Linked DNA regions of Mus musculus: region 1 is linked to region 2. A link is a loop called in an ENCODE intact Hi-C map of the cell type or tissue named here. Cell type or tissue: gastrocnemius. All regions are shown on one strand. Links, peaks and the distances in the headings refer to the core of each region. The heading gives the core; the rest is flanking DNA. Region 1 has its middle 29 kb from the start of Mtpn. Region 2 has its middle 33 kb from the start of Gm38789.

Region 1 (15,843 bases), core at 3,243-11,242, 190 kb after region 2:
GAAAAAAACCATTTATTCCCCAAGTTGCTTTTGGTCATGGTGTTTGATCATAGCAACAGAAACTCCAAATAACAGAAGAGGTTTCTTTAAATTGAGAAGCTAGGGAAGACTTCTCTAATAGAGAAGTATTTTAGAATTAGATCAAAGGAGAAGAGCAAATACCTGATGTATGAAGGCCTAGGGATGGGCGTGTTCAGCTGAGGGTACTAGATGCATGAAGATGGAAGGTGAGGAACTATTGTGATATGTTTGAAGACAATGCATCTGGAATGGAGTCATTCAGGAGTAAAGTTGGAAAGGATCCAGGATTAGGAGCTTAGATGATATCTAGACATCTCAGATAGAGGGCCCTGAGAGATGAAAAGAAAAAAAAAATCCACTCAAGTCCAGCTTAATGCACAGGCCACTCCAGAGCCCACTGAGTGACTCATGGGTACTACATCACTAGTAAGTCTTACTCCACAAAATTGATTGCCTCTTATACAGTTGCAATTGAAGTCTCATGGAGCAGAAGGGCCTCATGATGTATTTGTGGGGAATTCTCATGAACCTGTGAATCCTGTGAGCCTTCCTTCACACTCCATGAGGAAGTGTTGATAATCCAGATCTTGTAAGGATTTCCTGCTGGTCACCAAGATTTTTTTAAATGAGGATAGCCATCTTTTAGGTATTTATATCATATTTGTACACACTTCTCTCTTCATAGATCAGTGAAATGATCTGTTTCACGTAGATTCTGCAGGTCCCATGAGGACTTTCTGTGTTGCTTTGCTCAGTGCTGTTTTATAATGCCTGCCTTCATAACACTAGCAGAGACCAGTAAATGTATAATGACAAATAAACCAACAACAGCAGCCATTATAAACAAGAAACATACCGAGCATGTTGTATGTGCCAGACATTTAAAAAACACTTCATACATGTTACTTCAACAACTTCTTACAATGATCCTATATATATTTAATTTATATTTAATTATATATATGTGTGTATACACACACACACACACACACACACACACACACACATATATGTGTGTGTGTATATATATATATCAGATTTAGAAGTCACTGAAGGTTACAAAGCTAGTGAGGGCAGAGTCAGGAATGGAGATGAATGGATGAATAAATGAACATAATATAGATGTTTGCTTATGTGCTCCTGGCATCTCTGCTTTTAGACAAGGAACATACTAAGTCTTTTTTCATAGCCAGATTTTTCTTTTGAGGATGAAGATGGCCGATATTCTTTTCTGCCTGGCTTTTTTTGAGTGAAGAGATTGATTTGATCTATAGAATGTACAAGGCAAACAACTGGGATGCAGCCAGGATAGAATTGGACAGATGAGAGGAAAACACAGCAGAGAAAAACATATTGCGGAGTTAAGGAAATTTCAAAATTATAGTTCAGCACCAGAATAAAGGAAAAAAGATGGGGCGTGACACCCACATACGTGGATCATAGATATAGAGAGAGCCCTCAAATGTATACTTAAACAGTATTTCTTTTCTTTTCTTTTCTTTTCTTTTCTTTTCTTTTCTTTTCTTTTCTTTTCTCTTCTCTTCTCTTCTCTTCTCTTCTCTTCTCTTCTCTTCTCTTCTCTTCTTTCTTTTCTTTTTTCTTTTTTTGAGTTTTCTGAGACAGGGTTTCTCTGTGTAGCCCTGGCTATCCTGGAACTCACTTTGGAGACCAGGCTGGCCTCGAACTCAGAAATTTGCCTGCCTCTGCCTCCCAAGTGCTGGGATTAAAGGCGTGCACCACCACGCCTGGCAAACAGTATTTCTTAAACATGACATTTTAAAAAATATATAAAGATAAAAAGGCACATGGGTAAAAGAATTTAAATTTTAAGTTAGCATCAGTTTGGATACATGCATTTTATTTCTTGGGTATAAAAAAAGAAAATGGAATTAAATCCTATATTAAAAATAGTATGATAACAAAGTAGATCTAATTGCAGATAATATAGAATGCAATTCTGAGTGATAATCGCATCTCAGTGATACTCTTTGTCCTCACTGTGGTTTATAGAAAAATGATAGCATTTAAGGTCCAATGATTCTAAAAATTCATTTTTCTTTTTCTATAGCTATGCTTCTATTGCCTAATCTATTACTGATCCTGAGACACTTACCTGACTAAGACCATTTAAAATAACATAATTTAGCTCTCCACATTATTCCAGAGCCTAAACTGAAAACAAATATTTCTTAAGAAGCAATTACATATACCCATGCTTATTACCTGCTCCACATTCACTATAAAAATTGAGTGCTTTATGCTAGCGAGGTTAATCAGAAAGTAGTCTTAGCAAAAGTCCTTGTTTGCTGTACTTGTTAGAACAAATAAAATAAAACGATGGGAGCAATATAGTTTAAGCAGTTACAGGTGTATGTCTGCCAAACCATAAAAATTTACACTTGAAAATTCCTTTACTCTGTTTACATCCGATTATTGCTTAGCCAAAAAGAGATGGATTATCAAGCTCTTCCACTTATCACAAAAGCATATAGAGTAGGAAGGATAGCATTTTTGCAAAGACTTTGAAAACATATTTTGTTCTTATGTGATACTTAACACAACTTCATAAGTTACTAACATTATTCTTACTTTTATTTTGGCATTGATAAAGTGGAGTTCCAGAGATAACCTCCACAGTGCTATAACCAGTGAAACTAATATAGGATCCAATTTTTTGACTTATCAGCCTGAACATAATGCTATCTCCGTGCAGGGAAGATAATGGATTTGAATCTCAACACTGAGTGTAACAAGATTTTAGGATTTTTGAAAATAAGTGTCTTAGTTACTTTTCTATTGTTGTGATAAGACATCAGAACCAAAACAATTTATAAATGAAAACATTTAATTGGGGCTTACAGTTTCTGAGGGTTAGGGTTTATGACCACCATGGTGGGGAGGAGTACAGCAGGCAGGCAGGTATGGTGCTGGAGCAGTTGCTGTAAGCTCAGATCTTGAGACACAACCAGGAGGGAGGGACAGAGAGAGAGAGAGAGAGAGAGAGAGAGAGAGAGAGAAGGAACTGGGAACTGCATGAATCTTTTGAAACCTAAAAGCCTGATACTGGTGGCATACTAGCTGCCACAAGGCCACACCTCCTAATCCTTTTCAGGCCGGTTTAACCACTGGGGACCAAGTATTCAAGTAAATGAGTCGGTGGTGGCCATTCTCATTCAAACCACCCAAAGTATTTAGAAACTAGGTATCCATGTTTGATTGGGGTCCAAGGAAATTGTCGAACTGACCATTATTGAGATAAGATTATCAATCATATTGCATGGTATTTTATCTGCAACTAGATCCACTTTTTAACACACACAGACACACACACACACACAATTTAATTCCATTTTCTTTCTTATAGCCAAGAAATCAAATGCATGCGTCCAGATTGATGCTAACTTAAAATTTAAAGAAGAAGAGTCGCTTCCAGCCTGGGTGTTCTTCCTCCCTTCCATTGTAGATATGCCCTCTTTCTGTGATTAATGTTCTCTCTCTCTCTGAATAGGTACCTCATCTAAACACTGAAGGCAGACCTGGGTTCAAGTTTCAGTTGTCATCACCTGGCTAAGTGGCCTTGAGCAAGTGAATCCCCTTCAGAACCCAGTTCCCTCATCGGCAGAGTGGAGGAGAATCAGCTACCCCTTGGAAAAGGTTTGGAGGATGGGAGCGGCAACTACCTTAGTGTCCCACGCCTTCAGAGAAAGTGAATGAAGAATGAATGAACGATCGTAATGGCTTTTGTATTAAGAAAAAGCTCATCACACTGAATATGGCTGGGGTGAAACTGGCATGAGTGTTGACAAAAATCTTCTGAAAGATACTAAATGTTTGACTCTGACTGAGGTCCTCCTCTGATGCTCTGACAGTAGTGGAGTATCCAGCTGGTTTCTGCTGAGAAGATACAGAAGACCAGCAAATGTGTGTTGCTGGGGGCTAGGGTTTAATTCTGAACATCTGCCAGTGGTGACGTTGTGGCTTTTAACCCAGGGCTATTTTGAGTGATGACTGAGCAGCTTAGGGTATCTTAAAGGACACAATCCTATCTAGTCATCCTGATTGAGGATGCTTAATTAGCTAAAATCAGTTTTAAGAACTGAACATTGTTTGGAAATTACTGCAGTGGGCCTTTAAAAAACATCTATTTACATAAATGTCTAATCAAAGTGATTCGTACTGAGAAGTCCTTGGTTGTTTTCTTGGTATGTTTATTATTTGAATCTGAAGATCCTTTTTAGTTATATCTTTCAACCTTGAAGTATATTTCCCTTCTGGTAATGATTAATCTCCAAGAAAGCCCCAAACTGCTTAGTATGTATTGATCTACTTGAACCCAATTAACTTGAGCCCAGTTTCCCCTTTGGGAGATGTTGACATTTGAAACTAATGAGTTGACTTCTGTTGCTATAATATAAACAAATGAGTTTTCTTTACCTTCTTAGGTTTGCATTCTTTAAAAAAGCTAAAAAGTTTTTAGTGTGTATCTGTGTCTGTGTGTCTGTGTATGTTGTGTATCTGTGTGTGGGTGTGTCTACACTCATGCCATAGTACCCATGGGGAGGTCCTTTGTGTATGTGTGTGTGTGTGTGTGTGTGTGTGTGTGTGTGTGTATGTGTGTGCATGTGTGTGTGTGTGTGTCTGCACTCATGCCGCAGTATCTGTGTGGAGGTCAGAGGACTTTTCGGAGTCAGTTTTCCCATTGCACCCTGTTAGCTTTGGTCTCTTTGTTTCTGCTGCCGCACCGCCTACATTCTAGCTGGCCTGTGAACTTCTAGGTGACTGACTGCCTTGTATCCAGCTCCCATCTCACTCTAGGAGTGCTGAGGGTAATGTGTGTCCTCACATTCAACTTCAGTCCTAGGATTGAACCCAGGTCATCAGGCTTACATGGCTACTGCTTTTTACCTGCTGAGCCACCTTCTCAGTCCAGTTTATAGTCTAGTTTATGGAAGTAGGCATGCTGAAAAGTCTTTACCCAGATTGAAACAGCATGTGCGGCAGCTTTTCTTCAGATTATTCAGGTGTAGAATAATACTCTTTCTCATCCATGGGTAAGATTTGCTTTTTGAGAAATGGAAGCAGATGTAGCAGTTCAGTACTGTAATCCTAGAACTTAGGAGGCTGAGGCAGGAGGATTGCCATATCCTGAGACATAGTAACATACATAGTGAATTGAATCCAGTTCAGCTGGGGTTACAGAGTAAACTTTGTCTCAGACAACAAACATATCAATCAATCAATCAGTCAGTCAATCAATCAATCAATCAAACAAACCAAACCAAAGAAACAAAAGTCACTAATTGGAGGGGGAGAGAAAAAGAGAGGGAGAGACATGGATAGACTTGATGTTGGAGCTCTGTACTCCATTCTACTCTACTCCATGCTTGCCAGACTCATCTGTAAGAATTCCACTTTTGGCATAAATTTAAGGTTGGAGTGGAATTCAGTGGGCGATGCCAAGAGAAACCACGTGTAACATTTGGAGGATGGGTGACAAGTTGAGAACTTGAATTGTTAACGACCCATCTAGAGCCTCAGATGATAAAACTGGAAGCAGTGAGAAATGATCTCTCTATAGGCCCCATAGGAGACATTTATAATGATTAGAACATTCCATGGAAGGAGCAGGCACCTTGCAGGGTAAAGGGTAGCTCTCTCTGCTGCTGCTTGGATGATGTTCCTTCAAAGGTACTACTGCAGTGGCTTTCACTTTGGGCAGAAGTTTGGATGGTGACTTCTGAAGATTCAATTTAAATTCCAAGATGCTTTAGTTTTCATATCTTTAAGAACTGAGCCTGAGAAAATATCTGTGTACTCACTGTGTGTGATGTGGACAAACTGTAGATTCTTCCTGGACTCCAAGCATCTAGTCTGTAAAATGAGCTCTTGAGTGCTAGATCTATAATACATACACACCCCTTACATTTGAATGGTACCTACTCTGAAGGATGAAAGAGAAAGACTGGAACTTTTATCACCATTGTTGACCTCTCGATTCTATCCAGAAGATAATATTTTAGTAGCTTATTAAACAGTACCAATCTTCTCGCTAACTTTTTAAAGTTTATGAAAGTAGATAATCTACATTGTAAGATGGATCCAATTTGTAAGTCACAGGGTGTCAATTTTCCTTTGGAAGAAAAAAATAATACAACCTGAAAATTTCAATTTTTCTGGAAATTCTCATTGTACCATGACTTCACTAGATGGTATTTGTAGTCGCTGCAGCTTACACACTGTTTGAACTTCACACATCTCTTAGAATTGTAGACCCTAGTTGTAGAATCCCAAAATTGTCAGCTCAGGAATCTTCAACCTCTAGATCAGCTTCTTTTCAGAATCCAATATTGGCTAGCTCTCAGGAGAAGGCACTGAAGGAGCTGAAACATTTTCACTTCTAGTTTCATGAATCAACACATTCCTCGGAGCACAGAGCACAGGGCCAAATGTAATGCGGACTAGAAGCTATTTCCAAAGTATTTACTTTCCCAGCAATCCAAATCACCCTCTCCCCAAATGGATGTACTCGTAATCACAGCTTTTACTTTGAAAACAATGATTATTTGTGGTGTAGGTAGCCAAAACTCTGATATCATAAGAACTCATTTCCATGAGGACAAAGGCCTTTGTATTGTATCTCCAGAACATAAAAGAGTTTAGCAGTTAGCTGAACTCAGTAATATTTTTGTTAGAGCAAATGAATTGTGAGCTATAAAATTTCAAACTTTTCCTATCTGTACTTCTAATGGTGAGAGAGCCCCCTGCTGGAAAAAATTGGATCTTATGTGTACAATAGCAATGTACTGCATCTTGCAAATATTTCAGTTAACTAGACTATGGCAATACCTTATTGGTCAGGTATGATTAAGATTCTGTTATGAATTACCAGATAGAGGACTCAGTTTGTCAGTAGTTGGATGTATTAAAGACAAGCAATGGGTTCAACCCTCTTAGATAAAAAATTCTTAATGATATTTGGATTCATATAATTATTATAGATATGTTTAACTAAATAATACTCTTTATTAATTCTTTAAGATGTTAGTAGATGTGACCATATTTTAACACCAATTTATGATATGTTATATGACTAATATAAGCATCCCAGTCAAATGCAATTTACAAATCAATTTGATACATTTACTGATATGTATTTAATATATATACATTCACGTAGGAGAATAATCATCTTTTTGATACATAACTAAGTCGTTCATAACAATTACTTGGTACTATTACAAAATCAGGATAGAATGTTAGTTTTTATAATTAGGGCTACTATGATGAAAAACGTCATCACCTTTCACTCACTCTAGCACATACATACTCAGCATAGAATTAACCCTTAATTCCTCAAAATTATCTTCCTTCCTTATCCCTCCCTCCTTCCCTCCCCCCTCTCTCCTTCTCTTTCTTTCTTCTCTATCTTCCTTCTTTCTAGACAAAGTTTACTCAAATGCCAGGCTGCCCTTGATCCCATAGAGATATCTTTCCCTTAGCTTCCCAAGTCTTGGGATTACATGAGCTGCTCAAGGAGAGAGATACTGAGCCAAGGAGATGGGAGAGCCATGCTTAGGGATGATGACAGAAGAGGATTCAGCAGCAGCTCATGTCTCCCAGAAGACTGTGAGCTCTTTCAGATGATGCACTAGTTCTCAGTGCTTGGGGACTGATTGAGGAAGCAAGATTCTGGAGAGATTGAGTGGAGGAAGTGTTGTAAGGCAGGAAAGTATCTGGAAGTAGGAGTCAGCTGGTCAGAAAAGCTCCAGATCCCTTCACAAAGGAGGATCACTTCCCATTTAAAAATAATAAGAGGAAGAGGTCTTCAGCCATCATCAAGGGATAGTCTAGAGGCTTTCAAGCATGGAATTTCCTATGAATCATTGAAACAACCTTTGACTTTAGAGTGCAGCTTAGTTATAGAGCACTTGTCTGGCATGTGGGAGGCTCTGGATTTAATCCCAGGACCCAAATCAAACTCTTTTGTGCCCCATTTCAGAAATTCTCATATGAACCTGGTTTGGGGTATAGGGTAGGTGTTAGGCTGCTTAAAAGCTCCCCAGTATACACCCAACACTGGGACTCAATGTTCTGGTGAACTGTAATAACTTCAATGTCAGATGAAGCACACTAGAACCCCTGGCCCTTGGCTCATCCTTCTCTCTGTTTTTTATTCTTTTTTTCTTTGTCATTGTGGTATATGGACACACCCTACTTCCCACAACGTTTCTAAGATGTAAATCTCCTAGTCTTTGGGACCACTTTCCTTTACAAGAGGAACTTAGTTGATGTGATTAAGGCCTTTGATATGGATAAAGAAGAAACAAGATATGATTAGTGCTTTAAAATGACATTTTGGTCTAGGTACAAAGGACAGGAATGCGAGTAGTGGGTGGTACAGAAATGAACTTGGAGACTACTAAAGTGGTCTGTGCTGGAGCTGATGGTGGCTTATTCTAGTATGGAAAAGAGCAAAGTGAAGAATTATTTTAGAGGCACAACCAAAAGTGCTAATCAATGCATGGGATACAGGATGATGGAAAGGGAAGAGTAAGCTTTTGGCTTAAGCAATTGGGTGCTTGGTGTTGCCACTGGTGAAGAGAAATCATATGAAGTTATAAGTAGGAAGAGAGAATGCTGAGTTTTATCTTGGACTTAATCATTTTGAGATAATTGTGTGACTTGCAATGGTGATGCCAATAAGAAAACAGAGATAAGGAAGAATCTTGGAGGAAACTTCTGAGAAGTTATTCTAATTTAGGATGATGTAAGTAGAATCAAAAAGACTACACACTACAGGGATTTAAGTGAACGTAACTTCTGAGCTATCTTCAGGAAAAACTTATCACTTTACAAGATTCAACAAGCCTTTTTTAAAAGTTATTTTTTACTCTTAATTATTTATGAAATTTTTAGGCAAATGGATGTATCTGTAGGATATTATCCTGAGTGAGGTAACCCAATCACAAAAGAAGTCAGTTGATATGCACTCACTGATAAGTGGATATTAGCCCAGAAACCTAGAATATCCAAGAAAAAATTTCCAAAACACAAGAAAATCAAGAAGAAGGAAGACCAACGCATGGATACTTTATTCCTCCCTAGAATAGGGAATAAAATACCCATGGAAGGAGTTACAGAGACAAAGTTTGGAGCTAAGATGAAAGGATGGACCATCCATAGACTGCCCCACCCAGGGGTCCATCCCATAATCAGCCACCAAACGCAGACACTATTGCTTATGCCAGAAGATTTTGCAGAAAGGACCCTGATATAGCTGTCTCCTGTGACGCTATGCCAGTGCCTGGCAAGTACGGAAGTGGATGCTCATAGTCATCTATAGGATGGAACACAGAGCCCACAATGGAGGAGCTAGAGAAAGTACCCAAGAAGCTGAAGGGATCTGCAACCCTATAGGTGGAACAACAATATGAACTAAGCAGTACCCCCAGAGCTCATGTCTCTAGCTGCATATGTTGCAGAAGATGGCCTAGTTGGCCATCTTTGGGAACAGAGGCCCCTCGGTCTTGCAAACTTTATATGCCCCAGTACAGGGGAACACCAGGGCCAAGAAGTGGGAGTATAGGTAGGGGAGCAGGGCAGGGGGAGGGTATAGGGGACTTTTGGGATATCATTTGAAATGTAAATGAAGAAAATATCTAATAAAAAATTTAAAAAATTATTTTTTACTCTTAATTATTCTGTAGATTGATTTAAATGAAACTAATATCTTTAGGCTTATTATTTAAGAATAAGATTTTATGAAAGAATTATTTAAGGTATTCTTTCATGGATCTCAGCTGACATGCAACTGCTAATTTTCAGTTAAGAGTCCTAGATATCAAAATTATCTTTCTGTTATCATAAGTATATGCGTACACTTATTTAGGAAGTGATCTTAAAATATAGCACCTGTGCATTTACTAAATGGTTATGAACAGAAAGATTAAACTAAAATTGAACAGAACCTTCTTGAAGCAAAGATCTTTTTCCTTCCATTCCCCCCTCCCTTGCACATTTGGGAGTATAGATGTGTGTATATGTGTGTGTGTGTGTGTGTGTATTTGTGTGCGTGTGACTGGTATCTATCTGTATGACTTGTGTACAAAGGAATGCCATTGACTTTGATAGATTATTGTGGCAATCACTTACTGAATATTATTTTAGAATATTTTTGGTTGATTTCTTTATTCCTGCCAGCTGAGTATGGTTGTTTTATTTGTTTTTCAAATGTAACATTTTACACAATTTTATCTTCGAATCCCCAATAGTTGTTTACTTATTTCTTATTATAGTAGGGAAGAGTCGGTGTCTGGGTACGGTTTGGATTCTGTAATGGTGTGGATGCTACTTGACCTCTCTGAACATGAGAGTTTCCTTTGCAGTCTGGAGGTATTAATATTACTTATTTCATGGGACTTCTGGAGGCATGCAGTGAGATAATGTGTATAACAGATTCCCAGCAGTAGGATTCAATGAATATCATTTTGATTACTTACAGTATTGGTTAGGATTCCCAGGAAATTCTTAAGAGTGAATCTAGTAAAAATTATGGTCTTTGGAAAGAACACTCGTTTTGCCATTTGACTTATGTTCTAATTAATTATAGTTGGTTATAGTTTTGGATATCTTGATTTAATCTAACATTTCCAACAGGTTAAAACATGGAATTGTGAATATTTTACTATTCTGATCTATAAAATGATAATTGCACAGATTTCACCCTAATATTTTTATGAAGTTGAATGTTCTCCGTGCTTGTTGTGCACACAGGCTGAGCAAGCCCTGGAGAGCACGCCAAGGAGCAGTACTCTGTGGCTCCTGCGTGGGATTCTGCCCTGACTTTCCCCAAAGATTGACTGTGGTTGGATGTCTAAGGCAAACAAACTGCTTCTTCAAGTTCATTTTGGTCTTGGTGTTTATCACAGCATCAGAAAGCAAGCTGGGTCATTCTTCTATAATGACTTTTAATTTCTCTTTATTTGTGTTTTCTGTGTGGGTGCCAGAGATCCAAACTCAGTTCTACATGCCTGCATGGCAAACACTTTACCAGACCACTTTTATTTTTTTTTTTATTTTTTTTTTTCCATTTTTTATTAGGTATTTAGCTCATTTACATTTCCAATGCTATACCAAAAGACCCCCTTACCCACCCACCCCCACTCCCCTACCCACCCACTCCCCCCCTTTGGCCCTGGCGTTCCCCTGTACCGGGGCACACAAAGTCTGCGTGTCCAATGGGCCTCTCTTTCCAGTGATGGCCGACTAGGCCATCTTTTGATACATATGCAGCTAGAGTCAAGAGCTCAGGGGTACTGGTTAGTTCATAATGTTGTTCCACCTATAGGGTTGAAGATCCCTTTAGCTCCTTGGGTACTTTCTCTAGCTCCTCCATTGGGAGCCCTGTGATCCATCCATTAGCTGACTGTGAGCATCCACTTCTGTGTTTGCTAGGCCCCGGCATAGTCTCACAAGAGACAGCTACATCTGGGTCCTTTCAGTAAAATCTTGCTAGTGTATGCAATGGTGTCAGCATTTGGAAGCTGATTATGGGGTGGATCCCTGGATATGGCAGTCTCTACATGGTCCATCCTTTCATCTCAGCTCCTTACTTTGTTTCTGTAACTCCTTCCATGGGTGTTTTGTTCCCACTTCTAAGGAGGGGCATAGTGTCCACACTTCAGTCTTCATTTTTCTTGAGTTTCATGTGTTTAGGAAATTGTATCTTATATCGTGGGTATCCTAGGTTTTGGGCTAGTATCCACTTATCAGTGAGTACATATTGTGTGAGTTCCTTTGTGATTGTGTTACCTCACTCAGGATGATGCTCTCCAGGTCCATCCATTTGGCTAGGAATTTCATAAATTCATTCTTTTTAATAGCTGAGTAGTACTCCATTGTGTAGATGTACCACATTTTCTGTATCCATTCCTCTGTTGAGGGGCATCTGGGTTCTTTCCAGTTTCTGGCTATTATAAATAAGGCTGCTATGAACATAGTGGAGCATGTGTCCTTCTTACCAGTTGGGGCTTCTTCTGGATATATGCCCAGGAGAGGTATTGCTGGATCCTCCGGTAGTACTATGTCCAATTTTCTGAGGAACCGCCAGACTGATTTCCAGAGTGGTTGTACAAGCCTGCAATCCCACCAACAATGGAGGAGTGTTCCTCTTTCTCCACATCCTCGCCAGCATCTGCTGTCACCTGAATTTTTGATCTTAGCCATTCTGACTGGTGTGAGGTGGAATCTCAGGGTTGTTTTGATTTGCATTTCCCTGATGATTAAGGATGTTGAACATTTTTTCAGGTGCTTCTCTGCCATTCGGTATTCCTCAGGTGAGAATTCTTTGTTCAGTTCTGAGCCCCATTTTTTAAGGGGGTTATTTGATTTTCTGAGGTCCACCTTCTTGAGTTCTTTATATATGTTGGATATTAGTCCCCTATCTGATTTAGGATAGGTAAAGATCCTTTCCCAGTCTGTTGGTGGTCTTTTTGTCTTATAGACAGTGTCTTTTGCCTTGCAGAAACTTTGGAGTTTCATTAGGTCCCATTTGTCAATTCTCGATCTTACAGCACAAGCCATTGCTGTTCTGTTCAGGAATTTTTCCCCTGTGCCCATATCTTCAAGGCTTTTCCCCACTTTCTCCTCTATAAGTTTCAGTGTCTCTGGTTTTATGTGAAGTTCCTTGATCCACTTAGATTTGACCTTAGTACAAGGAGATAAGTATGGATCGATTCGCATTCTTCTACATGATAACAACCAGTTGTGCCAGCACCAATTGTTGAAAATGCTGTCTTTCTTCCACTGGATGGTTTTGGCTCCCTTGTCGAAGATCAAGTGACCATAGGTGTGTGGGTTCATTTCTGGGTCTTCAATTCTATTCCATTGGTCCACTTGTCTGTCTCTATACCAGTACCATGCAGTTTTTATCACAATTGCTCTGTAGTAAAGCTTTAGGTCAGGCATGGTGATTCCACCAGAGGTTCTTTTATCCTTGAGAAGAGTTTTTGCTATCCTCGGTTTTTTGTTATTCCAGATGAATTTGCAAATTGCTCCTTCTAGTTCGTTGAAGAATTGAGTTGGAATTTTAATGGGGATTGCATTGAATCTGTAGATTGCTTTTGGCAAGATAGCCATTTTTACAATGTTGGTCCTGCCAATCCATGAGCATGGGAGATCTTTCCATCTTCTGAGATCTTCTTTAATTTCTTTCTTCAGGGACTTGAAGTTTTTATCATACAGATCTTTCACTTCCTTCGTTAGAGTCACGCCGAGATATTTTATATTATTTGTGGCTATTGAGAAGGGTGTTGTTTCCCTAATTTCTTTCTCAGCCTGTTTATTCTTTGTGTAGAGAAAGGCCATTGACTTGTTTGAGTTAATTTTATATCCAGCTACTTCACCGAAGCTGTTTATCAGGTTTAGGAGTTCTCTGTTGGAATTTTTAGGGTCACTTATATATACTATCATATCATCTGCAAAAAGTGATATTTTGACTTCCTCTTTTCCAATTTGTATCCCCTTGATCTCCTTTTGTTGTCGAATTGCTCTGGCTAATACTTCAAGTACTATGTTGAAAAGGTAGGGAGAAAGTGGGCAGCCTTGTCTAGTCCCTGATTTTAGTGGGATTGCTTCCAGCTTCTCTCCATTTACTTTGATGTTGGCTACTGGTTTGCTGTAGATTGCTTTTATCATGTTTAGGTATTGGCCTTGAATTCCTGATCTTTCCAGAACTTTTATCATGAATGGGTGTTGGATCTTGTCAAATGCTTTTTCTGCATCTAACGAGATGATCATGTGGTTTTTGTCTTTGAGTTTGTTTATATAATGGATTACATTGATGGATTTTCGTATATTAAACCATCCCTGCATCCCTGGAATAAAACCTACTTGGTCAGGATGGATGATTGCTTTAATGTGTTCTTGGATTCGGTTAGCGAGAATTTTATTAAGGATTTTTGCATCGATGTTCATAAGAGAAATTGGTCTGAAGTTCTCTATCTTTGTTGGATCTTTCTGTGGTTTAGGTATCAGAGTAATAGTGGCTTCATAAAATGAGTTGGGTAGAATACCTTCTACTTCTATCTTGTGAAAAAGTTTGTGCAGAACTGGAGTTAGATCTTCTTTGAAGGTCTGATAGAACTCTGCACTAAACCCGTCTGGTCCTGGGCTTTTTTTGGCTGGGAGACTATTAATAACTGCTTCTATTTCTTTAGGGGATATGGGACTGTTTAGAAGGTCAACTTGATCCTGATTCAACTTTGGTACCTGGTATCTGTCCAGAAATTTGTCCATTTCGTCCAGGTTTTCCAGTTTTGTTGAGTATAGCCTTTTGTAGAAGGATCTGATAGTGTTTTGGATTTCTTCAGGATCTGTTGTTATGTCTCCCTTTTCATTTCTGATTTTGTTAATTAGGATTTTGTCCCTGTGCCCTTTAGTGAGTCTAGCTAAGGGTTTATCTATCTTGTTGATTTTCTCAAAGAACCAACTCCTCGTTTGGTTAATTCTTTGAATAGTTCTTCTTGTTTCCACTTGGTTGATTTCACCCCTGAGTTTGATTATTTCCTGCCGTCTACTCCTCTTGGGTGAATTTGCTTCCTTTTTTTCTAGAGCTTTTAGATGTGTTGTCAAGCTGCTAGTATGTGCTCTCTCCCGTTTTTTCTTGAAGGCACTCATAGCTATGAGTTTCCCTCTTAGAAATGCTTTCATTGTGTCCCAAAGGTTTGGGTACGTTGTGGCTTCATTTTCATTAAACTCTAAAAAGTCTTTAATTTCTTTCTTTATTCCTTCCTTGACCAAGGTATCATTGAGAAGAGTGTTGTTCAGTTTCCATGTGAATGTTGGCTTTCTGTTATTTATTTTGTTATTGAAGATCAGCCTTAGTGCATGGTGATCTGATAGGATACATGGGACAATTTCAATATTTTTGAATCTGTTGAGGCCTGATTTGTGACCTATTATGTGGTCAATTTTGGAGAAGGTACCATGAGGTGCTGAGAAGAAGGTATATCCTTTTGTTTTAGGATAAAATGTTCTGTAGATATCTGTCACATCCATTTGTTTCATCACTTCTGTTAGTTTCAGTGTGTCCCTGTTTAGTTTCTGTTTCCATGATCTGTCCATTGGTGAAAGTGGTGTGTTGAAGTCTCCCACTATTATTGTGTGAGGCTCAATGTGTGCTTTGAGCTTTACTAAAGTTTCTTTAGTGAATGTGGCTGCTCTTGTATTTGGAGCATAGATATTCAGAATTGAGAGTTCCTCTTGGAGGATTTTACCTTTGATGAGAATGAAGTGTCCCTCCTTGTCTTTTTTGATGACTTTGGGTTGGAAGTCAATCTTATCAGATATTAGGATGGCTACTCCTGCTTGTTTCTTCATACCATTTGCTTGGAAAATTGTTTTCCAGCCTTTCATTCTGAGGTAGTGTCTATCTTTTTCTCTGAGATGAGTTTCCTGTAAGCAGCAAAATGTTGGGTCTTGTTTGTGTAGCCAGTTTGTTAGTCTATGTCTTTTTATTGGCGAGTTGAGACCATTGATGTTAAGAGATATTAAGGAAAAGTAATTGTTGCTTCCTGTTATTTTAGTTGTTAAAGGTGGCATTCTGTTCTTGTGGCTGTCTTCTTTTAGGTTTGTTGAGGGATTACCTTCTTGTTTTTTCTAGGGCGTTGTTCCCGTTCTTGTATTGGTTTTTTTCTGTTATTATCCTTTGAAGGGCTGGATTCGTGGAGAGATAATGCGTGAATTTGGTTTTGTCGTGGAATACTTTGGTTTCTCCCTCTATGATAATTGAGAGTTTGGCTGGGTATAGTAGCCTGGGCTGCA
Region 2 (15,843 bases), core at 4,484-12,483:
AGAATCATGACGTCCTTTCGTGTTACTCCTTTCTAGTCAGTACAATGGCTATTTCTTGCTCTTTCAGATGAGACCAGGCATGTTCAGGGTAGTGTGGCCACTGATGTCTTCCTCCTCCTTGGTATTCATTTTACCATGGGAAACAGGCCACACACTAGGCTCTGCAATGTGCAGTGGTGAGTGCTGGGTTTTCAATACCATATTTCTCATGGGGGAAGCACACCACTGAAATTGGCCAGAAGTTGTGTGGTAGCTGCTCACTCGGGCAGCAGACATGCGATCCTTAGTTCATAGCTTTGATGTGGTATCCAGTATGTGAGAATGAAAAGAACCAGAAGCCTTGGTCCCGAATCTTCTACTCTGGCCCCATGTCAGGATGAGAAGGCTCCTGGAGCTTTTGCAGATCCCAGTTGCTCTGGACTCTTCTGTCTGGGCTGGGCCAGCAAGTGACTCACGTTCAGAGAGCTGTAGTAACCACTGATCCATATGGCCCTTGACACAGTGACTGCCCAGCTTTGACTCCATTGGCAAGCTACTGTCACTTGCCTGGACTGCAGTTTGACAATAGCTGAGCTGGAGGGATAGAGACTTGGTTTTAAACCAACACCTCCCAGGGAAAGTTAGAGCTGGAGAGATGGCTCTGTGATTAAGATCACTGGTTGCTTTTCCAGAGAACTTGGGTTTCAGCACCCAGAAACCACCTGCAACTCTAGTTCCAGAAGATCCAGTGCTCTCTTCAAGCATCCTCAGGCACTGGGCATGCATGTGATGTGCAAACACCTAGATAAAATAAGGCACGTAAAATAAAATATAGCTTTAAAATACAGGAAAGATGCAGAAAAAACAGGTTCCCAAGTCCCATGCCAGAATGGAATCATGTCAGCAAGAACTGTCCCAAAGAACACAAACCCAATATTAGAACTCCACATGTCTGAACCCACTATCTTTTAAAAAATAATATTTTTATTTAACATACGAAGTAGTAGGCTTCATTATGACATTTTCTGAACTGGAATCTCTGGGGCCCAGGCTTGGGGACCCAAAGCTTTAGGAAATTCCTAGGAGGTCTGGATGCAGCCACTTACTGGTTAGGACCACCTGGTCTCAGTGATGCTCTGGGTCCTGTTTACACCTGACATGCCTGTATAGTTAGCTGTAAACGCAGGAGGCTAATCTTACATGGAGTGTTAGCAACTACCGTGATTTGCTTACATCCTGCCTGTCTGTCTGTCTGTCTGTCTGTCTGTCTGTCTGACTGACATCATTCTTGCAGGTGTGTCCAGCCTGTAGCCTTCAACATAGCTGCAGATTACAGATTGTGTGTGTATGTGTGTCCTTGTGGTTTTCTGGAGCATGGGGCAGAATATCACACCACAGTTTTCTGATGTCTGGAGATTGACATTAGTAATGGACATGGCTGAGATTGTACCCTCTCTGAATGATAGTCTGTGGGGAACAAGAGAAGTCCTATGGTCTCCTCATGGTCCCAGGCCTCATCTTAGTTACTTAGATACTGATGTGTCATCGCTACCTTGAAGCTGACACCCTTTGTTTATTGCTTTTCTTCTTCTTGTGACAAAATACCCCACAAATGCAATTTAAGGAAAGGAGGGGGCAATTTAGCTTTAAGGGGACATAGACCACCGTGGTGAAGACGACACAGCAGCAGCCATGTGGGGCAGCTGACCACATGTATCCACGGTCAGGAAGCAGGAAGCAGCAGCGATGTTCAGTGTGTTTGCTCTTATAGCAGGACCCCAACCCATAGAGTGGTGTCATCTGCATTTATGGGAGGTAGTCTCATCTCAATTAATCCAGTCTAGAAACTCTCTCACAGACATGCCCAGAGATATGCATCCAAGGTGGTTCTAAATTCTGTCATGTTGGATATAAGAGTTACCAACCACACCCTTGGGGTGTACCACGCATGTCTATGCGCATTGTCTCAGTGAATTAGTTGAGCTTCTTGTTAGCTTTGTGGGGTGCTGATGCAGAAACCACACTGTGTCATCTTGGGCAGAGCATGGGTGTTTTTCATCACCTCATAGCTAGCTGGCTTTGCCCCGCTTCTCACCTCGCTGGCGTCAGCGCGAGTCTTTCTTAGAATGGCATTTTCTTCCTGCCTCTCTGATGCAGTTCTGTGTTGACAGTAACTGGTAACTGATATAAAAAGCGAGATGCGCCTGGAAGAGGGGATCAGAGAAGCTCACGAGGTTGCCCCCCAGTACCCGAGGTGGGGAGGAGCCAGGACCCCTGCAGGTTCCAGCACCCAAGGCTTCCCACAGCCTTGTGTAAAACGGCACAACTGTTGCGTATGCTCTGTGTAACCCTCCTGTATGCTGGATTGATTTCCGGATTGGTTGTCATGCCTCGGTGGAAATGCTCTGTAGCAATTATTATATTGTATTGTCTAGGGATAATGACAGGGAAAATCTCTGCTCCCATTCAGTGCAATTCGCTTCCTTTCTTTTATATTTTATTTTATTTTATTTTATTTTATTTTTTGAGCCAGAGTCTCATTATATAGCCTTGGCTGTCCTTGAGCACACAGACAACCACCTGCCTCTGCCTACTGAGTTCTCGGATTTAGGCAAGCTCCACTATGCCTGGACCACCTATTTATTTGTTTACTTAATTTTTGATTATAGGGTCTTTATGGCTGCCCAGGAACTTGATATGTAGACCAGGCTAGCCTTGTATTCACAGATATCTGCCTGCCTCTCTCTCTTGAGTGCTGGGATTACAGGTGCACACAACATATATGACTTTTGACATGGCAGGGGATTTGAACTCAGATCTTCACGTTTGTTCAGCAAGTACTTCTTAATCTGCTGAGCCATCTCTCCAACCTTCTAAACACTGGCTTCAAGTTAATTTGTCTACATAAGGATTCAGTTGCCAAGTTATGTATAAGTAAACATACATATTGATTGTTATGTTTAACTTGGGGGGGGGGGCTTGCAGACTTTTGAGTGGACTGGATCCTTCCTGATGCTCTGGGCCCAGTCTGGAGGCGCAGAGAATTCTGAGCTGTGCCTCCTTCCCACAGGTCTTCAGCCTTTCTCACTTGGGAGGTGGGAAGAAGAGGACTGGGCTGGGGAAGACAATTAAGATACTGTTCTAGTTTTCTACTGTGGCTGTCACAGTAAACTACAGACTGTGTAGCTTAAACAGTAGAAATATATTGCCTCATCATTCCAGGGGCTGGAAGCCTGAGATCTAGGCATGGGCAGGGCAACTCCTATCACCTCTCTCACCTCACGAAGCGTTCTCTGCGTGCATCTATGTTTTAATCTCTTTATGTAAAGATATCAGTCACATTGGACCAGCGCTCACCCATGGGCCCTCAGTTAACCTTTATTGACTCTTTGAAGTCCTTACCTTTAAATGCAGACCTCTTCAGAGGCTCTGGAGTGAGTGTGGGATCAGGACTTCAGCAGATGAATGTATTGAGGTGCAGCGCAGCCAATAAACGAGACTACACATTTTGGGGTTGAAATTCATTTTCAGCCCTGCCAGTTAAGAGTAATGTAGATGTAAGAGAGAGAGAGAGAGAGAGAGAGAGAGAGAGAGAGAGAGAGAGAGAGCGCTGCACTAGTCCTTAGTCTTCCAGGCTGTAAAGGGGAGTGAATAACACCCTTGTCAGTAGGGCCAGTCCTCTGTGGGCCCAATGCAGGGGACCAGAGTTGACAGGAGCTAGGGATTGTAATGGTTGTATCAGGTCTAGAGAAAAATGTACAGCCTTTCACCCGATCATCTGCCTTCTGCATACTTCCCATTCTCTCTTTTGGAATGTTCCCTAAGCCTTAGAGGGGGTAGCATAAGTGATATTCTAGGGCTGGGCCACAACTGTCACCTATTCTCTGCATTTTGGGCTGGAGCACTGTTCTTATGAAACTCCCCCTCACAAAAGCTTGATGTCCTCTCAACTTGTCCAGGGTAAAATTACCACACAACCCAAGGCCCAGCTCGCATTTCCAGCATTTTCTATTCTCCCTCTTGTTTTTTAAAAAAATATTTATTATTATTCAGTGCTATAGCATATCAGGGTTTATTTGTGTTTCCTTGAAAGAACACCGGGTTTCCTCACCTCTGTGCCTCTGCTCTCGTTCTGCTCTCAACAGCTGGGGACCTCAGCCTGAACCAGTAGTGACGGAGACCTGAAAAGTACCCACTTGTCCCCGTGAGGAGAAGCCTCAAGGCAGACTCTGCTGCTGCAGCGGCTTGGCTGTGTCTGTGGTGCTTTCCCAGCATCTTGACATGCTGGATCATTGCAGTTGCAAAAAGTCTGTTGGAGTAGCACACGCCATATTGGAGGGTAGGAAAGAGAGCCTGCATGCCCGTGCTCACGCTAGGAAGAAGCTGGAAGGCATCACCACGAGGGAGCATCCCTTTCACCCAATAAAAACCATTTAGAGGCCCCAGTAGGCTTTCTCTTAGATGGCAGGAATAACACTGCAGCCAGACCCTTGCTGCTGCACAGGAGCCTGGGAGAGGGAGTGTTAGGAAGTGGGAGAGGAGGGAGGTGGAGCTCGGTGGTGGGCGGGGCCACCATCAGTATCTGCCTTTCTCCTCCACCACTTGTTCCCTTCTCCTCCACCATGAAGTTCCGGTCTCTCGTTCAGATGCAAAGACCCCTTTCTCCATACATACTCGGGTATTCTTATATTGATTTCCACCCAAACACACTCTTCACATGCAACAGTAAGCACCCGGCTTCTCTTCCAGCCAAGATTAGAAGCTTCTCCAAGGAGCAGAGACCATGGCTAGTTTCTCCTAAAGCACCCAGCAATGTGGCTCCTCAAGCAAACTCAGCCAGAACGTTGGAAATTCACAGCAACTCGAACAACATAAACACTGTACTTTCCTGGTGCTCAATAAAAACTCCTTTTGGAGTTTCCCTCTCAGTGTTTTAGAAATACAGACAACACCATGCCTGACACCGGAGTGTCTTACCATTTGCAAAGCATATGATATGTCACAGCACTCCCCAAGGCCAGAGAGGAGCTGCTGTCCTGTCTTTTGAGAACACGATGTTCCCCTGAAGCCAGTGATGTCACTAGGCTTGCCATCATTCATAGGACATTCTTTTCACTCAGTAATGAACCATTTTGGAAGCTCAGCACGTTTCTCAGAGTAGGCCAGTTTCTTGTGCCCAAACATTGATTACGTTGTAGAAACTGGGATTTGAACCCTGAACCTAAGGACTATAATGCGAAGTGTTTGCTGTACTGTTTCCACACTGGACTACATTTCCGTCTTTACCTCCTCCAGGCTCGGCAGCTTAGTAGGGGTTATTCTCTGGGGCACCAATTTATTAATTTAAATGTTTAGTTAGCATATGTTAATTATATATAAAAAGACAGTGAGCTTCATGGAGGAATTCCTCAGTAGTTAAGAGCACGTGTTCTTCTCGAGCACCTAGGTTTGATTCCCACTACCCATATGATAACATGATAGTTCACAGATGTTTATAGTCCAGTTCCATGGGATACAGTGCCCTCTTTCGGCCTCACTGGGCACTACACACACATGGTGCACAGGCATACATGCAAGCAGAACATTACATACATAATACATACATACATACATCAAAAATATTATATTTATATTTATATTTACCAAGGAAGCAAGCAAGCAAACCAACCAACCCATGGCTTCTTCATGGCATTTTCATACATGTGCATAATGACTTCCCACATATTCATGGCATTTTCTTTTTCTTTTTTTTTTTTTGTCGAACTATTTTATTTTTTATTAGGTATTTTACTCATTTACATTTTCAATGCTATCCCAAAGGTTCATGGCATTTTCATACATGTGCTTCCCACATAGTCACTGTCCCCTTTCCTGTCTCACCCCCTTTCACTTGTGCTAAGTCCCTCCTCCTCCCAACCAGTGTCATGCTAATTTATTTTTTATTTCCCTCTTCATTCAAGGGGTTGGGACTTGGAGCACTGACTTAGATGATACTGAGGAACATATTCGTTCATGTTAAATGGAGACAGAGCTGATTGCAGTTCATCTTGGCAGTTGTTGGGGTCTGGGACAGAGTCCCCCAAGAAAGCTGTTCTTATAGAGACCCAGAAGACCCAGGGCTGACATGGGGGTCCTTTCTACAGCTGGGTCTTCTGACCAGCACTGTAGTGGGTCTGCTGTGGCCAAGGCCCAGCACTTTAGCCCCAGTCACAGGAACCATCTTGGAATCTATCCTTCTTAGCATCTTTGAGTGATTATTCCTTGATCTTTAACTGCGTTGGCTGTACTTTGGGCAGTAGGATCTGGGTCTCCCTGGCTTCGCTTTAAATGCTCTTTACAGTTTACTCTTCCTTTGATCTCCTTCTCCTTTGGTGGCATCAGGTCAACCTGAGCTGACCTCAGCCCTGCAGCTGCATTCTTACGCTGGCCATAGGGCTCTACCTCCTGTGACTCTCTGGAATGAAGAACCTCAGAACAGAACCTGTGACAATGTTCACCAGCTTGAGAAATAGGAAGTAGTTTCTGTGTAGCACCATCCTGCCACTAGCCAGCCTGGCCATTCTTAGAGGGTTTATTATTAAAAAGTAACCATCTTTACCCAGCGCCAAATAGCTATCTAAGGGAAAAACTCAACCGTGTGGATGTTCTTTCCCAGTGTTGTGTCATCCAAACATTTGGCCCCAGAGAGAATCCGGCATATGTGTGTATTTAGCACACAGACACCCAAGCTTTTGGACAAGAAACAGAAAACTCAGCAAACACAGGGAATCCTGGCATTTGTAGAAAGGAAAGTCGCAAGGCCGAGGAGTCTGTGGGTGGTTTCGGGCCAATGTCAACAGCCCCAGTATCTCTGAGAGCAGTAGAGACTCTGGTGAGAGACTCATCCCAGCCTAATGAAGTGAGGATAGGTGGCAGGGTCAACACTCACCTCCCCGAATGACCGCTCTGCCCTTTCTAGCTTCTGGGCTAAGGAGCATGTGTCAACTTGCATAGCCCCCAGCAGTCTGCTTTCTTGGCTCTGGCTTACCTTGGAAGGCAAAAATAAGTTCTTTGTTCCAGCATACCACAGCTACTTAGATGTGGAAACTTAGCCTTCTTAAGATCAAAATCCCATTACTCACCCTGCCTGCTACTATATTGGAAAGCTTGTGGCCCACAATTAGCACTGCTATAAGTAGGCTGGCTAAAAACGTACCTATCTTTGAAAAGGTGATGATGACCAGCCAGGAGCTAGCACATCTGGCCCGAGGTTTGGCATACGCATGCAGAACTATACTCAAGGCAGACTGTTTTGCAAGCTTTAGTCTTCATTGCCTCTCAGGGACAGTAGACAGAGAAAGGATTGGGGTCTCTGAGCTATCTGCCTCCTCTCACCTAGATGACTCCAAAGAAAATACATTGCCTTTGTCAGGCTGAGATTGATTAACATGACATGGTCTAGCCAGCTGTTAGGTTCTGTAACCTGCCACCCCCTGCCTCTGTCTCCCGTCTTCAGCTACATAATGAGGCTCTGTCTTAAAAAGCAAGGAGCTGGGAGTGTGGCTCGGTGGTTGAGTGCAAGAGCACAAAGCTCTGGGTTGGAGCTCCAGCACAGTCACAAAGAAAACCAGAAAAAGAAAAAAAAAATTCACATGGTTTCTTGCTAAGGGGGCATACCCCGAACGTTGCTTCCCTGTTCGCGATCCCTTACAGTCTAGGCTGGAAGAATTCTGTTTCTCAGAAGGCCCATTCTTCATCCAAAACATCAACAACCCCCCACTGCCTTTGAACATCGAATCAGAGCAAAGCAAACAAGGGAACCAGAGCGACCCATAGTGAAAGCGGGAGGGGCCTCGCGCTGGTTGCCGGCAGCAGGTGGCGCCCTTGGGTCACCCTCTTCAGTCTCTAGCAGAACAGTGCCTCCTATCTGTCAAAACCCTTAACTTGTCTTTCTCAGCCTTGAGTGTTCCAGCTTGCTGACTCTCTCAGCTTAGGAACTCCCTCCTTCCCTCCTCAGGCAGGGCCCACATGCTGTCCTTGCAATGGGCAAGGAGTTGCATTTCTGGGTGGATGGAAGCACATTTATTATACCACACACAGCGGAAAGAAAACAATTCCACCCAGTTCCCCTTTCTTTAATTAAAAAAATATTATTGTTGCTGTTATTATTATTCCTATTATTATTACTACTACTATTACTTATTATTTGTGTGTGTGTGTGTGTGTGTGTGTATGGTTATTTTGCCTGAATGTATTTCTGTACACCACATACATGCCTGGTGCCTACAGATCCCCTGGAACTGGAGTTCTAGATAGTTGTATAGAGTCATGAGGGTGCTGAGGAATTGTGCCCAGGTCCTCTGGAAGAGCAGCCAGTGCTCTTAACTACTGGTAGTAGATGGTTACAGAGTCGCTTCAAGGATGAAATCAGGTCTTTGCATATGCCTGGCATACCTGTCTTCTGAGAGGCTCTACCAGCAGCTGATCGAGACAGAGGCAGATAATTACACCCAACCATTGGACTGAATTAAGGTTGAATTAAAGGAAAGATTGAAGAATCTGAAAGGGAGGGCGACCTCATAGGAAGACCAGCAGACTCGACTAACACAGAACCCAGGGAGCTCCCAGAGACGGAGCCACCAACCAGGAGCATACACAGCCAGGTCTGAGGCCCCTGGCACATATACAGCGGAGGTCTGCCTGGTCTGGCCTCAGTGGGAGAAGATGCACTTACTCCTCCAAGAGACTTGAGGACCCAGGGAAGGGGGAGGCCTGCTGGAGGTTGGGAGCACCCTCTGGGAGGCAAGTGGGAGGAGGAATAGGATGAGGAATGGTGGGTCGGAGGGACGGGGGGGTGGGGGAGGAGGTCAACGACTGGAATATAAATAAATAAAATAACTTAAAAAAGAAAGGAAGAACGGAAAAAAGTGGAGTGGCATATGTAAGTTCACTAATTGCCCACTAGATGGCACTCTCTTCCCAGGAGAAAGGAAACTTGCGAAAGGGGAGAGGTACTAAACGTTGAGCCAGCTGCCTGAGGGCTGGCTTCTGTTTGCCTGCTCTAATCCATTGCATTTGGGCAGTTAGCTTGAGAAGAGCAACATTAAGGTCAAAATCAGTGGTCCACAGCCTTAGGAATGTGTCTTCTGTGGCCATTTGTGTCAGCATTAATTATTGCCAGTGTAGGGGAGGGGAAGGGAGTAGAAATACACCCAGCTCAGCCGGGAGTCTTGTGTTTGGAGACTAAGGGTGTTGGGGGGATATTAAGATTGACCCTGAAGCTCTAGGATGTGACCAAATCGCTCTTCATGGTCCAGATGGAAGACATAGGAGATGGCTGAGACTCCTTTATAGATGCTGAGTTCTTGGACTGCCTTGTCCCTCCTGCTTGGGACACTTTCCACATCATCTACACACCACTGATCCACACTGACAGTAAAACCCTGTGAATTCTAAGGGCTGTAAAGAGGAAGCTTGCCACCCTGGCAGCTTGGTACAGATTTGAGCGCCTGTCTACCCACTTTAGGTCATTGGCATTTTCTGGAGTGGGTCTTGGCCCAAACACAAGCTTTCTCTTTCAAACCACTTTGGTCACACACACTAACTTTCCCTCCCTTAAGCGCCGCCCCATACCAGCACCCAACCTAGGCTGGGTTGGCTGATGGCCCTGTAGCTTGCACTTCCATGGTTACCTACTGGTTCAGCTGCTACTGGTGGTGCCTCAGTTTCCTCTTCTGCTCATACATATTCAGCCCTGCTTTGACAGTCTTCCCAGGCCGCATACCTTTGCTTAGGGGCTTCCATTTTCCTCAGACGCCAATGGCCTGGGTTCCTGGACATTTCCTCTGCGGCACCCAACGCTACAGATCCAGTCCCCTCCCCAGGAAGCCGGGAGCCCTCCCTGAGCCCCTCAGCTATGCTCTTTGTACCCTGCTTTTATAGGTACGAGGATTGGAAAGTGGGCTATGGGGTTTTCGGTTGAAGCAGTGCTGTTCTTCCTGCTCAGTTCTGAGCAGGCTGCGAGCTGCTGGGATTGTTTTTTATTCCACACCTGAATCAAGAGTAGCATATTGCACAGTGGCTTCATCTTTTAGCCTCACAAACTGTGGCAAGGCCAACATCCTCCCCAGACGGTCATGGCCCCGAACTGCTTTGAAGGAAACAACCATGTCAGGACACCAATATCTTTTCCTCCCTTTTTTTGTTTTTCTTTTTTGTTTGCATTCTCTAAATAAAATAGAGAATGTCGGTATCTGGAGAGGCACATAAGGTCAAGTGTGTGTTTATACAAGGTGATCAGATTGTGTTTGAATGCCGAAGGAAAATGGCATGGGAAATAAAGTATTTGTGGTTGTTGACAGTGAAGAAGAAAACAGGGAGGCTTTCAGCCATTCTCTGTCCAAGTGTTTTCAGGCATGGGCACTTTGAGAATAAGTCACTAGGTCCACTAGTAACACATACATCCTTCTGCGAAAGGCTGCCTTCTCTGATGACCAGTTCTACCAACCCTTTCCTAATTCTACCATGAAGTTCCCCTTCTCAATTCACGATCTTGATCTGCTTTTGGCATTTCAGTCTCTTATAGCCTTTTCCCTTTCAGTGTCTGTAGAAGACTGACACCATCAGTGGCCCAGGAATGGCTTCTGTAAATCTCACCTTTTGCCCTGTAATGCTCTGTCCCAGTCTACCCTGACTCGGTGACCCAGAGTCTGGTGTGGTCACCAAACCGGATCAGCATAGAGGTGACTTTGCAAGGACACAGTGATGACTAGAAACAGGAGTGGGGCTGCTCAGATCAGCAGCGTGGAGCAACCCATCCTTCAGCTCATGAACAAAAGTAACTGTTTACAGTTGAAGGACCCCGTAGTGCTGCGGTGGCTGTTGGGTAGCAACACTGTGACCATACGTGCTGAAGCTGGCATTGAGATTGCTCTTTGTTTTGAGGAAGGGGGTCTTGTCATGGTATCTAGGACGGCCTTGGGCTCCCAATCCTTCTGTCTTGGCCTAGTGTAGAGCTGGGATTCCAAATGCTGGTCATTATTTCTGGCCTATGGCATTGGATTGGAACACCATAAAGGCCAGTCTTACTGTTGAGACTCTGGATGGCATCAAGTCGGCCCCCTCCCTCCTCTTCCTGTCCTGGCTAGTGGGAGAGGACTGCGATAGTATTGAGAGGGTTTGATGACTCATTTTAGTGTAAAAGCAAGCAGGAAATCATGGCTGTGTAGTATGTGTGGTGGAGAAAGATCTCTAAGAATAGGGGAAGGGACACTGTGAGCCTCGATGGCTCCATTACTAACTAAGCTTTATTTAGTTAACACAGTGAGCAACTACTGTATGGGAGGCACAATTCTAGATTTGGGGGCTATCATGCATGGCACATCTGTCTATGTGAAACTCAAGTTTACCATCCAGGGCTATGGTGGCTTGATTATTGCACCAATATTGATGATATGAAAGCGTTCCTTGTATCCAGCCCACTCCATCCTGCCAGGCACAGCTAAACTTATTTCCTTCAAACACTAGCTCCTTCCTAAACTTTCTGTCCCTTGCTCAAGGATATGGTAGCTCTGCATGGCCTTTGGGGCTGAGCTTAAACTCAGTCTGATGTTTTATTGGCTATGCTCTGTCCTGTCCTGGTTGTCCAGTCCGTCTTCTGCTACTCCCTAGAGCAGTGGTTCTCAACCGTTCTAAAGCTGTGGCCCTGTAATGCAGCTCCTCATCTCGTGCTGACCTCTCAGCCATAACATTATTTTGTTCCTACTTCATAACTGTAATTTTGCTATTGTTATGAATAATAACATAAATATCTGATATGCAATCCCCAAGGGGGCTGTGACCCACAGGTTGAGAACCACTGCCCTAGCGCTTCAGCCTGTTCACACACTTGGGTGTATTCCAAGCACTGGCCCCTTCCAGCTGGGAACAGGTCCCTTGCCAGCCACCCCACCTACACTAGCAGAGTCTACTCATCTGCCCAGTTCCTACTTAGCCCTCATCTTAGCCTTGTTGGTAACTCTAGAACATGCTAAGCTTGCCTGTTTTAGAACTGAGACTAGTCATAATCAGACGTGACATGGGTCACAGTGTTCTCATGCTCCAGTGTCAGTTTCCATGGGGGAAAGCCAAGGGTGGGGAATCTAGACAATCTTGTGGAGTGGTCAGCTCAGAGCTACAGGAGCAGTCACTAAAGAGTGTGCTCTCTTCTTTCCTACTCTCTAAGGCCAGAGGGGACCGAGGAAAGGAAGCAAGTACTAGTCTGTATAATAATGTGATTCTACACACACACACACACACACACACACACACACACACCCCTGCCCCAAACCTGGATATGAAGATGGTACCTTGGAAGTTGCAAGTCAGAAATGTTTCCTTCAGAGCTTGCTAGATGGCTCAGCGGGTAAGAGCACTGACTGCTTTTCCAAAGGTCCTGAGTTCAAATCCCAGCAACCACATGGTGACTCTCGACCACCCATAATGAGATCTGATGCCTTCTTCTGGCGTGTCTGAAGACAGCTACAGTGTACTTATGTACAATAAAAAAATAAATCTTTAGGAAGGAGGGAGCAGGGACTGAGCGAGCAGGGCCGACCAAAGAGAGCAGGAACGACTAGAGCGAGCACAGGTCCTAAAAATTCAATTCCCAACAACCTCGTGAAGGCTCACAACCATCTGTACAGCTACAGTGTACTCACATACATAAAATAAATAAATAAATCTTAAAAAAGAAATGTCTTCTTCATAGAATAAACAATTATATTTAAGAACATCTTTTCATGTGTGTATCCATGTGTACAAACAGGCCCATGGAAGTAAGTCTGATAAGAATTATAAGGCCTCTAACTCATGCAAAGAAGAGACCACAAGGACAGCCTGACCCCCACAGCCCAACATTTCCCGGCTGTTCTATTGGATTTTTCTGTGGAGTTTGATGTTCATATAATGACTGTCATTATTGGCTTCTACTGCTCTAACCAAACATCACATACTTGGTAATTTATAAAGAAGAGAACCTTATCATGGTTCTGGAGGCTAGAAATGCCAAGGTTTTGGGTCTCCTGAGGGTTCTCTGCTCCACATCCTGTGGTGTGACAGGCTGAATGCTATGTCTCCCATGATGGAAGAAGTGGAAAGTGCTGACTTGTTTGCTTAGTCATCTTATAAAGCGGTTACACATTCATAAAGGCAGGGCTGTCATGGCCTAGCAACCTCCTTAAGGCTCCACCTCTCAATACTACTGTAGTGGGAATTCTGTTTCTATATGAGTGTTCAAGGGGATGTATATGTGTATATGTATGTATATATACATGGATATATGTGTACGTGTATATGTGTATATATGTGTATTCAAGCCATAGCAACAGTCACCTAAAATCCTCAGACCCTCTACCACTCAAGTGATTTGGACTTGGAAAATGAGGTAATGAGAAAAAGGGGGAGGGCATTAAGGTTGCTTCTGGTTTACAGGGTTTGGTACAGGAAGGTGGAGATTCCACATCCGGAAGTCTGACGAAAGAAGAAGTGATGAGGAGAGACAGGAGAAGGCCTTCCAGGCCGTTGGTGCCCATGTGGAGGCAATCATGGCGGAGCTGCTTTTCATCTGGAGGCTAGTGAAGTCTTGTTCCTTTATGTTCCTGCTTTATCCCTTCCCCATTGGCTACTAAGTATTTATTTAGCTCACTAATCTAATTTCTGTGAGCAGAGCCCCGGATAGGCTGCCATGAAAGAACCAAGGGAGATGGATAGATGGACTGTCTGAATGTTATCTCTATGGCTTTCCTTATAATAGTATAATTTTTTATTATAATTACTGTCATTTTAATGAAAAATTTTATATGTATAGATATTTTATCTTTATGTATGTGTCCCACTTTGATGCCTAGTACCTGTAGGGGCCAGACGAGGGCATCAGATCTCTTGGGACTGGAGTTACAAACGATTGTGAGCTGCCACATGCTTGCTGGGAATTGAACCCAGGTCCTCCAGGAGAGCATCCAGTCCTCCTAACCCCTGAGCCATCTCTCTGGTCACCCTGTATGATTATTTTTTTAGCTTTGGTTTTGTTCTAGTGAAAAAACTAAAACTATGAATCTAAGCTAATCTATATAGCCAATTTTTAAACGTCATAATGTTCTTGTGATTGGATTTATACTTGGGCACCCGATCCCCTTTGGTCTAAGTGAAAGCCTGAGGAAATCAAAGCGATTGATATGAGTGAGGCTTTTAACCTTGCTGTCTGATAGTGTCTAGCAGTACAGGATGCTGGACTTCACTGTGGGTTTGAATAAAAGCAGATACACTGTTTTTTTTTTCCCCCCAACGGAATCCCACAACTTAAAGTTTATTAAGGTAAGTGTAGTATCTAGGTTTGGTTGGGGGATATTTGTAATCTCAGCACCCAGGAGGCCAAGGCAGAAAGATCTGGAGTTTGAAGCAGCTTAGGACACATAGTGAGAATCCTCTATCTTCCACCCACTGACTCCCTCTTCCTTTCCCTTCCTTTCCCTCTCTAACTATAGTAATACATTTGCAAAAAAAAATTTCTTTTCTTAATATAAGCAGTGGCAAGATGAAATTTGGAACAAAATTTGAGAGTGTCACAATGCTAAGCTTATCTTCAATTGAAGGGGCCCTCCAGTGTTATCAGAAGATACAGCTCTGAGCAAGCATTTGCGAATTTCATGCTTGTAAGTTTTGGTTAAGTCTGAGGTCTGATTAGAAGACAAAACCTTAAATCCATCATAGAGTAATTTTGAGCAGCTCTCTTCTGTAAATAGGCCTTTTCTGAATTAGTACCACAAAAGACAAACTTCAAAGCTTATTAAAGACAGAGCCAGACCTGAGGTGCTTTCTAGTAGTGAACCCAACACTACTAATTTGGTTTCAGGAAAACACCATCATTAAGCTGGTATTGTTAATTTGAATATTATTAGTTTATCAAAAGGTTTCTTCTTAGTGTGTCTTGTACAGATTTTTCCTGGCATTTATTTGTAAGCTAAAAAGAAATTTAATCAGGGTTTATACTTATACATGTATAGGTGACAGGATTAAAACATTTTGAGTTACCCTGAAGGTTTCTGAATTTTTTTCTTTAAAAAGAGGACTCACTATTTATTATCCTAATTTGAGAAAACCCAGCTGGACAGGAAGATTCTTGGATTATATACATATTATTGACACCAGAAACTGTCTTCCAATCTTCTCCTGCTAATTAATTTATTATACATCTTTGGTATATTGCAGCACCCAGAATATGTAGGTCAATAAACACTGACTAAACAGAAATGGTTGCCTTTATTTGAGAAGTATGAAAAATTTGGGGTTGGTTCAATAGGTTAGAGAGGGATTAGGAGAAGGTGAAGATTGCCATTCAGGTGCAGAATTCTCTAATGGGGATGTGGGTTCTAATAGTGTAGACACACACACACACACACACACACACACACACACACACCACACACACACACACACACACACACACACACACCACACACACACACCACACACACACACACACACACACACACACACACACACACACACACACACACCACACACCACACACACACACACACACACACACACACACACACACACACACACACACACATTCACACCCAGACACGCACGCACACACAAGTATTCTATATATCCACGGATGGTCTAGATACCTACAAAGATGTTCTACATATCCTGGGATGGTTAATCTTAATTGCTACTCTGATTAGATCGAGAGATGCCTAAGAAATTAGTAAAGTGCATCTCTGGTGTGTCTTTGAGGACATTTCCAGAGAGCATTGACATGAGATCCAAACTGAGACCAGTTCTGGACATGGGTAGCACCAGTCAGTACCCTGGGGCCCAGATGGACTGAAAGAGAAG

What was found. Hi-C counts contacts between places; a loop is a spot of excess contacts. Peaks named below come from ENCODE experiments on the same cell type or tissue, not always from the same donor. Only the 100,000 strongest peaks of a DNase experiment are listed, where the experiment ranks them.
Region 1: a loop joins it to region 2, with 7 times the contacts of the local background. A loop is called at or near these places in 33 of 42 quality-filtered maps.

Annotation. Positions count from the first base shown.
Region 1 is chr6:35,561,175-35,577,017 of GRCm38, forward strand. No RefSeq gene overlaps it. Among named protein-coding and RNA genes, the nearest start is that of Mtpn, 29 kb to the left of the region's middle. In gastrocnemius, for the core only: a CTCF peak has its summit at 6,800 (motif pointing left); no DNase peak of the experiment used is centred there.
Region 2 is chr6:35,372,227-35,388,069 of GRCm38, forward strand. No RefSeq gene overlaps it. Among named protein-coding and RNA genes, the nearest start is that of Gm38789, 33 kb to the right of the region's middle. In gastrocnemius, for the core only: CTCF peaks have their summits at 7,852 (motif pointing right) and 8,917 (motif pointing right); DNase peaks (open chromatin) are centred at 7,826, 8,708, 9,006, 9,424 and 1 more place; H3K4me3 peaks cover 948 bases; H3K27ac peaks cover 776 bases.